Linked DNA regions of Homo sapiens: region 1 is linked to region 2. The links are chromatin loops, found by intact Hi-C in ENCODE. Cell type or tissue: CD14-positive monocyte. All regions are shown on one strand.

Region 1 (2,500 bases), 110 kb before region 2:
GCAGCTGAAACTGAATTATAGCTCCCTGAGGGAGAATCAATACTTTTCTTTTAAGCCAAACTCAAGATTCCTAAATGTACTTCCAAATAACAAATAATAAATGACCAAGGAAAAGATTTTTAAAATACCTCTACAGAGGATAAAAATTAGGGGGAGAATGCTACTCGTCTGTTACAAGAGTTGGAAAAATCCTCCCTTAAGCTTTTTCTATATATCTTTATTCTCCCCCAGGGTAGAGCCAATTAAATAACTTTTATGGTGAAAAATTCAGTTGTTTGGGATTAAAAAGACAAATAATCAAAGATAAAATCATTACCTTGAGGGCCAGCCATGGTGGCTTACATCTGTAATCCCAGAGCTTTGGGAGGCTGAGGCAGGAGGATGGCTTGAGCCTAGGAGTTCCAGGCCGCGGTGAGCTGTGATGGCGCCACTGCACTCCAGCCTGGGTGACAGAGTGGGATCTTGTCTCTTAAAAAAAAATTATCACTTCGAAAGAGATTTTCTTTAAGATTTTATTTCATTGGTTCTCACCTTTAAACTAGAAGGGCAGAGCTTCTGTTGGTACAGTACTAAGAAAGTATAGAGAACAACAACAAAAATACCTTCAGAATAAGGGGAATGTGTATTGATTATTCTTGATTAGAAAACATACAAGGCTCTCTTAGTCCAAGGACGCCATTATGTTTTCCTTTTTTTTTTTGACAGAATCTACAGGCTTAATACGTTCCTTTCCAGCTTGAAAGGATCTCTCCTCCTTTCTCCCCCTTGATGCTCTATCTTGAATAGTCAAACAGAATTATAAGATGCTTTTTAAATTGGGAAGAAAACAATCATTTTCTGCTTTTGTTTTCTTTGTATCAGGCAGAGGCAAGGGCCTCCAGCCAGCTAATGTGATGGACACGGTATCTGGAGAGTCCTGCATTTCAAAACTTACTCTAAGGAAGACTGCTTTGATTTTCAAAGTCTCTAGTCTACAGAGAGATTGAGCTCTGGCTGCAAGACACTGTCTATCATAGAGCCACATGGCGACATTGCCGTAGAGAAGAGACATAAATAACCACAACTGCCAGAAAATAAAGCTGGTAATCTCTAGAAATGCCTGGATACATTAAAATGAAATATAACCCAGTACTCTGGTTCTTTAGACCCCGTTGAATACTTTGTTCTCAGTCAGCTGATAAAATTTTAATTTATTATTGCGTGTTTATGATGAAATGTAACATAACTCATTCATTGTGTCTGTTAATCCTCTCATTCATAAAAATAGCATATGTGTTGATGATCTACATTAAAGTAATTGTTTACCATGGGTAGTATTATAGCGATAATCTATAAATAATGTGAAAGTTTGTAGAAAATTAAAGTATATAGAACTGTAGAAAGAGATAAATCTTTAAATATTTAAGGTTTTGATCTGCTTGTATAATGAACTGGTGTTTTAGCCATTTGAGCCACCTAGTGGTAATATACATGAGATATGATTTCTTATTCTGAAAAAAAATGTAAAAGTTTAACAGTTTCCAATTTAAAAGGAATAAACTAAGTAAAGCGAATCATAACCATTATATATTATACATTCAGCTTTTGAATTATTACTTATTGGTAGAAGATTGACTATTAGAAAATAAATTATAAAAACAGTTCTTTGCTTATTTTGTTTCTTCTAATAGAGGCCACATAGCCAAGAAAATTAAAATTATAAAAAATTATAATTGAAGGGGATATTTGCAATATGTATAAGAAAGAAAAAGCAATCAAATATTTAGTGGACTAAAATGAATAATACACTTTCCAACTTAATTGTATTCCAATGTAACCTTTGATAAGTGGTCTTCAGTGTAGTCATATTCTCTTAAGTCTGTCTTTTAGCCAATCATTAGTCTGTCTTCTTATATTCAAGGAACAAAACTGAATCACTAATCTGCTCAGTGATCCATTAGAAATACTCTGTAACTGATCACACTGTGTCTAATTTTAGATTTCTTTTACTGGGAACTGTAGATCAAAGCAAGTTTCCATTTTGGCTCTATTCTGGTATAATAACTTCCGGCAGAGCCAAATCATGAAATACTGCTAACTTCACGTGTTAGAATCCACATTCATCTTTGCCTTGTTAACTTTTAAGGAGCTTTTTATTTATTGTTCCAAGAATGCCAGGTTCTTTGGTTTCCTGCTTTCTTAAATTGCCATGTGTCTCTAAATAGGTTTTTTTCAAAATCGGAATTAGCACAAAGATAGATAGATTTGTCTTCTTTGAATTCACCAGCCTCCCTACTTGGTAGGATTGCAAAACTATCTTATGAACCCAGCAGAGAAAATATCCTCTCTTCTTGATGATCCTGCTTGTTGGAACTCTGACCTCTCCATTTCTTCTGTGGTTTCACTGGGTAATCTGAAGACAAGTCTTCACATGTGGTTCCTGGAAGCAATGACATCTAAAGTTGATCTAAAGTCGAGAGGATTGAAGCGTGCCAGCCTGAGAGCAGACAAAACCTTTAAG
Region 2 (2,500 bases):
CACATTTTTTTTTTTTTACTGCGTTGATGGTATATCATGTTTTTCACTGTTACGTTTGAAGAAGTGTAAGAAAATGATTGCTTTTCTGTGGCATATAAATTAACAATCAGGATGATGGTGATGTCTAACAACCACAGATTGTCCACATTGGGTGACTGAGATAGTGACAGCTTTGCTTTGTATACATATTTTTGTTTCATGCACAAAATTATTTAAAATATTGCATGAAATTACCTTCAGGCTATGTGTATAAGGTGTACATGAAACATAAATGAGTTTTTTTGTTTAGACTTGGGTTTCATCCTCAAAATATATTATTATGTATATGCAAATATTTCAAAATCTGAAAAAATAATTCAAAACCCAAAACACTTCAGTACTGGACTTAGGACTTCAACCAAGCTTTTTGGAGGACACAGTTCAACCCACAACAATGACCACCGCTTGAATAACTATGTAAAAGGCACATGAAAGAAATGAAATAGAAATCTTGCTTTCAAATATTAGGTTGGTGTAAAACTAATTGTGGATTTTACCTTTTTTTAACTTCCATTATATGAAAGATCTGACACAGATACAGATACAATTTAAATACAATCCTATGCATAAAATATGGAGAATATCATTTTAGAGCTTGAAATGATCTTCAAAATCATCTTTCCAGAGCCTTCATTTTACATATGAAAAATTGTGGTGAACTGGAACTATCTTTGTTTTATTACTATACAGAATATTTATAGATATTCTAATTTATTGATCTTTTCATTTTCCTTTTGCTATATCCATCAAGGTATTTCCCAGCCCAGAATTTTAATATTATAAATCAATATTACTTTATAATTTGTTTTTTACACTTAAAACTTGTGCGAATTATAATATAGAATGCTCATTAATGCTTTTCTCCAAATCAATTAAATAGTTAAATAATGTTTAGCTAACTTATTATTTCTTTGCTGACTATAAATATGATGATCTTCCTCAATCTGCTTCTTTATGCTGTTTTTTTTTTTTTCACGGATTTGTCAATTCCTGAGTCAGATGCAAACTATTTTAATTTCTGTGGTTTTACAATATGGTGCAATATATGATAAAGTAGGTCTTTTCAATCTTTTTTCAAACATATTTTGGTCGATCTCAAGTTGTTCTTCAAGTAGAATTTTAGCATTTTTTTTACAGTTCTGAAAAGATTTTGTTTGGAGTTATGGTTGAGATTGCATTACATTTATGGACTCCTGCCAGGGCACATCAGAGACAGAGCAGGCTAAGGAAGTGTTTACATGGAGGGGAAGTCTGGAGTGGAGTGTCAGAGCCCAAATAAGGGGAAGAGGGAACCATTGCATAGCTATTGCTTGGTATTGCATGACAAAGCTTGAGTAGGGCATGGAGAGTTTCCACAAAGCGGGGATGCCCCAGTGGAGAAAGTCAGAACATGACATCAGGTCTATGTTATTCCTACCAAAGATGCATTACTTAAATTCAGTCCTAAGGAAGCATCAGACAAGCCCAGTGTAAGGAACACTCTACAAAACAACTGGCCAATAGTCTTCAAAAGGATCAAGATCATGAAGTTATCGGAAAACTAAGGAACTGTTAAACACTGAAGGAGAATAAGGAGATACTATGATGAAATGCCATGCATTCTGAGCTGAATGTTTTTGCTATAATTTTGTTTTTTGAGTCAGTGTCTCACTCTGTTGCCCAGGCTGGAGTGCAGTGGTGCAATCTCGGCTCACTGCAGCCTCTACCTCCTGGGCTCAAGTGATCCTCTTGCCTCAGCCTCTCGAGTAGCTGGGACTACAGGAATGCACCACCACACCTGGCTAATTTTTGTTTGTTTTGTGGAGACGGGGTTTCGCCACATTGCCCAGGCTGGTCTCAAACTCCTGGGCTCCAGCGATCTCCCTGCCTCAGCTTCCCAAAGTGCTGGGGTTACAGGCATGAGCCACCATACCCAGCAGCTATAAAATATTATTGAGACAATTGGTGAAACTTGAATATTGGGTTTGATGATTAGATGGTAGTAATATATCCATGTTAATTTCTCAATCATAATAATTGTACTGCCAGTATGTAGACCATCCTTCTCTGAAGAAATATACATTCAAAGTTTAGATGATGGGGAAACAGGAAAGCAACTGACCCTCAAATAATTCAGAAAAAATACAGGTCATTGATTATTCAACTTTTCTATAACTATGTGATTGCTTCAAAAATAATTTTTAAAGCAGGAAGCAATTAAGTGTTGAATGTTAATTTATAGACTAATTTGAGAGAGAATTTAATGTTTTTGGGATGAAATTGGAGAGAAAATTTAATGTTTTCAAGATTAAATTTTCCCTTCCAGGAATATCTAATATATATCTCTATTCAAGATTTTAAAAGAGACTCTCCAGTGTTGTTTCTTCCATACAGGACTTGTACATTTCCCTGTTAGGTATTTTATAATATTTTTATTGTTGCAAATGGGTCTTTTTTCCATTTGAAGCTTTTTTGTTTTTGC

The links. A loop is a pair of places that touch in the nucleus more often than their neighbours do. Peaks named below come from ENCODE experiments on the same cell type or tissue, not always from the same donor. Only the 100,000 strongest peaks of a DNase experiment are listed, where the experiment ranks them.
Region 1: it touches region 2 in a loop (2.6-fold over the local background); 7 of 110 quality-filtered maps call a loop at or near these places.

What each region holds. Positions count from the first base shown.
Region 1 is chr10:23,528,798-23,531,297 of GRCh38, forward strand. No RefSeq gene overlaps it. Among named protein-coding and RNA genes, the nearest start is that of OTUD1, 91 kb to the left of the region's middle. In CD14-positive monocyte, CTCF peaks have their summits at 1,440 (motif pointing left) and 1,639; no DNase peak of the experiment used is centred here.
Region 2 is chr10:23,642,275-23,644,774 of GRCh38, forward strand. No RefSeq gene overlaps it. Among named protein-coding and RNA genes, the nearest start is that of OTUD1, 200 kb to the left of the region's middle. In CD14-positive monocyte, no CTCF peak of the experiment used is centred here; a DNase peak (open chromatin) is centred at 1,347; H3K4me3 peaks cover 397 bases; H3K27ac peaks cover 2,316 bases.